Regions from separate parts of the Homo sapiens genome. Here region 1 is linked to region 2. A link is a contact called in ENCODE Hi-C or POLR2A ChIA-PET data. All regions are on one chromosome and are shown on one strand. The core of a region is the stretch at or near the end of the contact, and the rest is flanking DNA. Distances in the headings are between cores, read along the strand shown.

Region 1 (4,718 bases), core at 1,994-4,493, 1.4 Mb before region 2:
ATCTTAGCCATGAGCATGACTAGATCCTGAAGCCCGTGAGTCCTCTCTAGGAGGCGAATCTGGAGGAGGCCTTAGGGACCACCAACACAGATATCAGAAATTTTTTCTCCTTTATTCTGTGAGTTACATCAATTTAGTTTGAAAATTAAACCAATCTTGGGCAGGGTGCTGTGATTCATGCCTGTAATCCCAGCACTTTGGGAGGCCGAGGTGGGCAGATCACTTGAGGCCAGGAGTTCGAGACCAGCCTGACCAACATGGCGAAACCCCATCTCTACTAAAAATACAAAACTTAGCTGCGTGTCGTGGCGGGCACCTGTAATCCAGGCTACTCCAGAGGCTGAGACAGGAGAATCAATTGAACCCAGAAGGTGGAGGTTGCAGTGAGCCCAGATTGCGCCACTGCACTCCAGCCTGGGTGACAGAGTGAGACTCTGCCTCAAAAAAAAACAACAAATGGAAAATTAAATCTATCTTGAATTCCTGGAATACACCCTATATGGTATTAACCTCCATATATATATATATATATCTTTGGATTTGATTTGTTAATATGTTGTTATGGATTTTGCACCTATGATACTGGTCTATAATTTTCTTTATTATAATAATTTTGTCATGGTAATTCTGGCTTCATAAAATGAGTTAGAAAGTATTACTTCTCCCTCTATTTTCTGAAAATTTGCATATGATTGATGTTATTTCTTTCTTAAATATTTGATAAAATTCTCCATTGAAGCCATCTGGGCCTGGTATCTTTTTAGTCAGAAGTTTTTAAATTACAAATTTAATTTCTTTAATAGGCCGGGCGTGGTGGCTCATGCCTGTAATCCCAGCACTTTGGGAAGCCGAGGCGGGGGATCACTTGAGGCCATGAGTTTGAGACCAGCATGGGCAACATGGCAAAACCCCGTCTCTACTAAAAATACAAAAATTAGCCAGGCATGGTAGCAGGCACCTGTAATTCCAGCTACCTGGGAGGCTGAGGCAGGAGAATCGCTTGAACCCAGGAGGCAGAGGTTGCAGTGAGCTGAGATCATGCCACTGCACTCCAGCCTGGGTGACAGAGTGAGAATCTGTCTCAAAATAATAATAGTAACTAATAATAATTTCCTTAATAGATATAAGGCTACTAAGATTTTCTATTTCTTCTCAAATCAGTTTTAGTAATTTTTATCTTTCAAAGAAATTTTCTATTTCCTTTAAATTTTGAAATTTATTGGCATCAATTTATTCAAAATATCCCCTTATAATCTGTTTATGTCTGTAGGATCTATGGTGATGGCCTTTCATTCCTGATTTTGGTAATTTGTGTTTTTCCTCTTTTTTTTTTTCTTGATCAGTCTGGCTAGGGGGTATAACTTTTATTAATCTTTTCAAAGTACTAGCTATTGATTTTACTGATTTTTCTCTATTGTTTTATCATCTTCTCTTTCATTAGTTTTCACTCTTATCTTTATTTATGCTTATATTTGGTTTAATTTGCTCTTCTTTTTTTAGTCTCTTAAGGTAGGAGATTAGATCATTAATTTTAGACCTTTCTTTTTTTCCAATATATGTATTTAATGCTGCTATAAACTTTCCTCTAAGCACCACTTTAGCTGCATGTCACAAATTTAGATAAATTGTGTTTTCATTTTCATTCAGTTCAAATATTTTCTAATTTCCATTGTAATTTCTTCTTTGACTCATGAATTATTTAGAAATGTGTTGCTGGGCCGGGTGCAGTGGCTCATGCCTGTAATCCTAGCACTTTAGGAGGCTGAGGCTGGTGGATCACAAGGTCAGGAGTTCGAGACCAGCCTGGCCAATATGGTGAAACCCTGTCTGTACTAAAAATACCAAAAAAATTAGCCAGGCATGGTGGCACATGCCTGTAATCCCAGCTACTCTGGAGGCCGAGGCAGGAGAATTGCTTCAACCCAGGAGGTGGAGGTTTCAGTGAGCCAAGACCATGCCACTGCACTCCGGCCTGGGTGACAGAGAGAGACTCCATCTCAAAAAAAAAAAAAAAAAAAAGAAAAGAAAAGAACTGTGTTGCTTATTTTCCTAATTTGGGGGGATTTTTCAGAGATTTTTCTGTCCTTTGTTGTTGTTGTTTATTTGCTTAATTGTAGCTAAGTTCCAGATAGCAGGGAATTAGCAATAGTGACTGCAGTCCCTTGGCCAAAAGTTTCTCAGACACTTAAACTATTTACTTAGGTAACACATTTTTTTCATGGCTACTGCAAAGGTACATTTCAGACATATGTTTTGAATTAATTAAATCTCAAGATTAATGTTGAAATTTAATATTTAGTATTTTTACATTATATTAATGATTTTTAAGAACCATTGATTTTAAGTTAAACACTTGGGTTCTTGTGCTTTTTTAAATTTGCAGATTTCAGTTCTCATATTTAGATCATTAACTTTGAAACTAAAAATAAGATCTGAGTGGGTAAGCACAGAGGATTTTTAAGACGGTGAAACTATTCTGTATGATACTATAATGGTAGATAAGTGTTTTTATCCATTTGTCAAAATCCATAGAATGTACAACACCAAGAGTGAACTCTAATGTAAACTGTGGACTTCGGGTGATACTGATGTGCCAATGCGAGTTAATCAATTGCAGCAAATTTATCACTACGGTACAGCACACTGGCAGTGGGGAGTCTGTGCCTGCGTGGGCAGGGAGTATATGGGAACTCTCCATTCAATTTTGCTGTGAACCTAAAACTGCTCTAAAAAACAAAGCCTATTTTAAGAAGCAATAAGATCTCAGGCCTTTCAGAATGCCAGATTAATGTTTAAATGTTAAAAATGAAATACTCATTGCTGCTACTAAAATTACCTTAGTTTCTCTAATCCTCTAAGTTTTCAAGTGTGCCTTTTAAAAAAAACCCTTAAGCTTTAATAAGCTTTACCAGATGACAGTAAAATTACTTAGATTAAGCCTCCATGATTTTAGAAATGAAGCATTTTGAGGACTCAATCCAGTTCCTGGGAGATGAGTCAGCTAGTTAATTAATATGATCTTAAGGAAAAATGACCCGTCTTACTTCTCACTGACTGCATACCCTGCTGAGACTATATTAAGATTAGCATTACGAGTGCTGCACAGCTGCCTCTCCTATGAGTTCAACAGGAGCTTGGTAAATAATATCAGAACTGAGTCATTTATGGTTGAATGACACAGAATGAAAAATAAGTGCCTTTCAGGCAGTTCCTGTTGCCTAATATGGACTGAGAAGTAGACACTTTAACTAAAGAGCCCCACCTGTGCCCCAAATGAACCTTTCCCTATAAGGATGTTGATCTAATTTCCTGATCAAAAAAGGAATCCAAAAACGCTGTCAATGATCTGTCTGGGCCTGAACGAGGGCCTATTTTCTCTTCTCAAAGGCCTCGTGCATGGAAGTCTACCGAATTTCTTCCTTGAATAGTTGAGGGTGTTTTGTTGTAAAGATTTCCAGTTAAAGTGGCTCTTTCATCCTAGGGAGAGATCAGAATATCCAGCAGTCCTGCAGGTGGCTAGAGTTTATTGCATTGGGAAGCAGAAACAAGATAACTAAAAACAGAGAATCTGTATTTAAAACTTAGAAAACAGGACTGGTATTTTTATAAGATTTTTTTTTCATTACAACTATCCATTCTTCTGTGAATTAAAAGCCCAGGACACTGATGGCTCGTGGAATTGATGTCACTAGTCCCTAGGCCTTCTTACCTGATAGTAACAGTAAAATGGATATATAACATCGTTTTTCTTCATGGAGCAGAAAAAACTGAGGTTAAATGAAAGCTTTCAGGCGACTGAATTAAACTTGAAAAGCTATAAGGAAAGGGAGCCCTTTTCTAAGGAAGTGACAACAAATTCATAAACTGAATGACTCATAAACTGCTTTCAAATTGCAAAACTGATTATGAATCACTGAAGAAAAACGTAGTCTCACAAAATCTGGTTGTTTAGGAATCAAAAAAGGTAGCCTCTGCTGTTCATTGGCATATTGTCATTCACCATCCTGAAATAACCTTATGGTGAGTGATACTAAAATAGGTCAGTTTGTTAGAAATATTTGCTTAAAAGCCAGATTTGGCTCTAAATTTCTTTTGAATGAATCATAAGAATCTGGATGATAAAAAGAATTACGCTTAGAGAAATGTGCTAGAAACAGGCATTGGTTAAAGATATGGACGTTTCTTTTAGTAGAAACCTGTGTATTTCTGAATCCTTGAAAGAAGGATTGTGGTTGAATAACAATCTGATAAAGGATGAAGTGACCTTCACCATCCGGCCTGCCGATAAAGAGCGGGGAGATGTTCCAAAGTAATCCCACAAGGAGATTCATGATCTAAAAACCATTACCAATAGGTGGTATCTGTATTTCTCTGTTTAAGACTGGAAACTAACGGGTAACTCAAGAATGCTTCCAAGAAACGGTGGAGAATGTCCACTCAAAGATTTTAATCATTAACTTCAGAGCGACTCTAGGCTAACGCCCAGGTCCAGGAATAAGGGACAGAGGCCAATAGTAACACAGATTTTATATTTTTCAACTGGAAAGCTTGGAGATAGTACAGGTAGATACAAATAATATTGGAGTGTTGGAAATTTTCTTCATGTTCATGTAAGGATAGTTTTACTATCAGTTCTTAGGAAATTGGAATATAAATAAACAATAACAATTTATCTAGACCATGTAAACATTATGGATTTTTCAATTTGCCCTGAAAAT
Region 2 (4,517 bases), core at 1,211-3,710:
AAGTTTGTGCAAAGCTGTCTAAGCCCTAACCCTGTGGATTTCTTCACTCTCCTGAGCAGAGGGGAGGTGTGCCCAGCTGGCTTTCCCCAGACCATTCCCAAGGAGCAGAAGTGGTAGGGAGCTGCCTTTGGCGTGCTTCTGGTTGGCCATCCCTTTTTTGAAAGCAAATGCTGCCCTACCTTAGCAGATATGCTAGGACTAACCAGAAACTGGTTGCCTAAAATAAAAAAATGCAATCATGGATTTTTGCTTTTGTTTTTGATTTTGAGACCAGGTCTCGCTTTGTCACCTAGGCTGGAGCCCAGTTGCGTGATCATAGCTCACTGCAGCCTCGACTTACTGGGCTCAAGTGATCCTCCCCCCACCTCAGCCTCCCACCGAGTAGCTGAGACTACAGACACACGCCATCATGCCTGTCTCATTTATTTATTTTTTGGAGAGATGGGACCTAGCTATATTACCCAAGCTGATCTCAGACTCCTGGGCTCAAGCAATCCTCCCACCTCTGCCTCCCAAAGTGTTGAGATTACAGGCGTGAGTCACTGTGCCCAGCCTCCTCTATCAATTAAATGGGTGATTTTTTTTTTTTTGAGACGGAGTCTCACTCTGTAGCCCAGGCTGGAGTGCAGTTGCGTGATCTCGACTCACTGCAACCTCCATCTCCCGGGTTCGAGTGATTCTCCTGCCTCAGCCTCCCGAGTAGCTGGGATTACAAGCGCCCGCCACCACACCCGGCTAATTTTTATTTTTAGTAGAGACAGGGTTTCGCCATGTTAGCTAGGCTGGCCTTGAACTCCTGGCCTCAGGTGATCTACCCGCCTCGGCCTCCCACAGTGCTGAGATTACTGATGTGAGCCACCGCGCCCGGGCTTTTCTTTTTTTTTAAGAAGCTCAGGCCACTACATCATGGGTGAAACTTGAAAACATTATGCTAAGTGAAATAAACCAGTCACAAGAGGACAAATATTGTATGATTACACTCCTATGAGAGACCTAGAGTCATGGAATTCATAGAAAGTAGAATGGTGGTTTCCAGAGGATAAGGGGGTGGCGGGGGAATGGGGAGCTCTTGTCTAATGGGTACAGAGTTTCAGTTTCACAAGATGAAGAGCTCTGGAAATGAATGGTGGTGATAGTTGCACAACTGTGAATATACTTATGCCACTGAATGGTATACTTAGAAGTGGTTAAAATAGGACTGGAGCGGTGGCTCACACCTGTAATTCCAATACTTTGGGAGGCCCAGGTGGGCGGATCACCTGAGGTTGGGAGTTGGACACCCGCCAGACTAACATGGAGAAAACCCGTCTCTACTAAAAATACAAAATTAGCCGCGCGTGGTGGCACATGCCTATAATCCCAACTACTCGGGAGGCTGAGGCAGGAGAATGGCTTGAACCCGGGAGGTGGAGGTTGCAGTGAGCCAAGATTGCGCCATTGCACTCCAGCCTGGGCGACAAGAGCAAAACTCCGTCTCAAAAAAAAAAAGTGGTTAAAATATTAAAATATTACATTTTATGATAGGTATATTTTACTAGAATTTTAACAAATAAATTGGGCCAGGCAAGCTGGCTCACACCTGTAATCCCAACACTTTGGGAGGCCACGGAGGGAGGATCACTTGAGCTCAGGAGTCCAAGATCAGCCTGGACAACGTAATGAAACCCCATCTCTACAAAATACGCAAAAATTAGCCAGGCGTGGTGGCGCATGACTGTGGTCCCAGTTACTTAGGAGGCTGAGGTGGGAGGATCACTTAAGCCTGGGAAGTAGAGGTTGTAATGAGCTGAGATGGTGCCACTGCATTCCAGCCCGGGTGACAGAGTGAGACCCCATCTCAAAAAAAAAAAAAAAAAAAAAGGCCGGGTGCGGTGGCTCATGCCTGTAATCCTAGCACTTTGAGAGGCCGAGGTGGGCAGATCACCTGAGGTCAGGAGTTCAAGACCAGCTTGGCCAACATGGTGAAACCCCATCTCTACTAAAAATACAAAAAATTAGCTGGGCATGGTGGTTCGCGTCTGTAGTCCCAGCTACTCGGGAAGCTGAGGCAGGAGAATTGCTTAAACCCAGGAGGTGGAGGTTGCAGTGAGCTGAGATCGCATCACTGCACTCCAGCCTGGTAACAGAGCAAGACTCCATCTCAAAAAAAAAAAAAAAAAAAAAACACCAAATTAATTAACAAAAAAAAGCTCAGGTCTTAGTCTATTAAAAAATATATGGTATCCTGCTTTATTGTAGGTGTTAGCATTATGTTGATTTCAAAGACAGCTTAGAAGCCCAGGCAGGGGCAGCTCAGTGGGCATCTGAGGGCAAGCCCGGACTCTTCTGGAGCCTGGGAGGGAGGAAACTTCTCCTCCTCATGAGTAATGACTGTGGTTTTCTGGCAAACATTAAGGAGGAAGGAACTAAAAATACTTATCGGCCACTCTGCCAAAACTCCACAGTGCTCGGAACGTACCAGGCCAACATGTTGAAGCACTTTCAGAGTGAGAGGGATCTGCCTAAACACCAAGGTCAAAGTCATTTCACACCTTCGCCTTTGCCTCTCGCTGAGCCTGGTGCATAGGAGGAAGGACGGGGCCCCCAGCACAGCTCTAGACCACTGTCCACCCAGGAGAGAGGCAGCAGCAAGGGGAACCAGCCCAGACCTCAGGCGTGTGGCCACAGAGAGGCCTCCCCCAGCCAGCTGCAGGGCCCAGCCGAGCGCTACCAGGAGGGGCCTCTTCTGCTGCCAACTCTAACAAGCTAAGGCAGAAAGAGCATCATAGACATTTCCCTAATGTGTCCTCCCGAGCTGCAGGAATCCAAGCCGAGACACCTGCGGAGGTGGCAGAAGAAGAGGAGAAATAGGTGTGAGAAGACAGCCCAGGTGGAGCAGGGTCCTGGAGGGAGGAGCTTCTTAAACTCCACTGTGCACGTGACTCACTGAGGGGGCTCTGGTTACAATGCAGATTCTGATTAAGCTGATCTAGGGTGGGGCCGAGATCCCGCCTTTCCAACAAGTGCCCAGGTATGCCGACGCAGCTGGCCCATGGACCACATTTTGAGGAACAAAACAAACTCCCCCAACCCCCCGCCAGGCACAGAGGGCAAATAGGGATGGGAGTTGGGGGTTGGCAGTGGTGACTCGGGTGTGGTGAGGTCCTGGTTTGGGGACTGAGGAACATTTTCTGAATCCTGGCCTTACCATACAGGTGGGCATGAAAGCCAACGGCCTGTGACTTTGCATCAGGTGTTGTGATGGTTGAGACTGAGTGTCAACTTGATTGAAGGATACAGAGTATGGATCCTGGGTGTGTCCGTGAGGGTGTTGCCAAAGGAGATTAACGTTTGAGTCAGTGGGCTGGGAAAGGCAGACCCACCCTTAATCTGGGTGGGCACCATCTAATCAGCTGCCAGCTCGGCTAGAAAGTAAGCAGGCAGAAAAATGTGGAAAGAGAGACTGGCTTACCTCCCAGCCTTCGTCTTTCTCCTGTGCTGGATGCTTCCTGCCCTCGAAACATCAGACTCCCAAGTTCCTCAATTTTGGAACTCGGACTGGCTCTTCTTGCTCCTCAGCCTGCAGATGGCCTGTTGTGGGACCTTGTGATGGTGTGAGTTAATACTTAATAAACTCCCCTTTATATATATATCATATAATATATGATATATACAAATATATATATTTATATAAATACATATTATATATAAATAAATATATAAATATATAATATATAAATATATTTATAATTAATTATAAATATATTTATGTAAATATAAATATATTAATATATAATTATAATTATATTTATATAAAATTTATAATTTAATATGTATAATTATATATTATATAATTATAATATATAAATATATAAAGGGGAGTTTATTAAGTATTAAGTTTATATATATATTTATATATATATATATATTCCATGAGCTCTGTCCCTCTAGAGAACCCTAATACAGGTGTGAAAAAATGTTACTCAGTTTGGGTGCTGCCAAGTGGGTTTGGGGAGTACAGGCACCCACTAACCACTGGGGGAAAGAGTGTCATTGCAGAAAGGGCACACGCTGACCCAAATGAGTAAGCCTCAGTGTCTGACACACCTGGATTTAAATCCCAGTTGTTCCACATCAGCCATGTGCCCTTGGGCAGGTCATTCTGAGCCTCAGTTTGTTTATTTATCTATCACCTTTCTGTGACCGATAGAATAATGGCCCACAACCATGTATGAATACATTTCCTAACCCTCCGAGCCTGTGAATGTGTGACATCATATCACAAAGGGTCTTTTTTTATTTTATTTTTTTTTTTTTTGGTGAGACTGAATCTCACTCTGTCACCCAGGCTGAAGTGCAGTGGTATGATCTCAGCTCACTGCAACCTCCACCTCCGGGTTCAAGTGATTCTCCTGCCTTAGCCTCCCAAGCAGCTTGGATTACAGGCATGCACCACCACACCCGGCTAATTTTTGTATTTTTAGTAGAGACGGGGTTTCACCATGTTGGCCAGGCTGGTCTCAAACTCCTGACTCCAA

Evidence for each region. Hi-C counts contacts between places; a loop is a spot of excess contacts on that map. ChIA-PET counts read pairs that join two places held with the same protein, here RNA polymerase II (POLR2A). Pooled maps may share reads with other maps.
Region 1: a pooled map shows a loop between it and region 2 (2.9-fold over the local background). The contact joins two enhancer-like sites. A Hi-C loop is called at or near these places in 3 of 50 pooled maps. POLR2A ChIA-PET finds 5 or more read pairs at or near these places in 2 of 52 experiments (AG04449 and GM12878).

What each region holds. Positions count from the first base shown.
Region 1 is chr1:8,096,021-8,100,738 of GRCh38, reverse strand. All of the region lies in intron 2 of ERRFI1-DT (ERRFI1 divergent transcript), which reads right to left. Among named protein-coding and RNA genes, the nearest start is that of ERRFI1-DT, 72 kb to the right of the region's middle. RefSeq lists enhancers at 3,444-3,493, 2,859-4,058. Within about 2 kb of position 3,243, at least 18 of the 41 ENCODE cell types and tissues checked have a DNase peak (open chromatin) inside an H3K27ac peak, as active enhancers do; they include GM12878, where a contact is called at or near this core.
Region 2 is chr1:6,741,879-6,746,395 of GRCh38, reverse strand. No RefSeq gene overlaps it. Among named protein-coding and RNA genes, the nearest start is that of LINC01672, 19 kb to the right of the region's middle. Within about 2 kb of position 2,460, at least 22 of the 41 ENCODE cell types and tissues checked have a DNase peak (open chromatin) inside an H3K27ac peak, as active enhancers do; they include GM12878, where a contact is called at or near this core.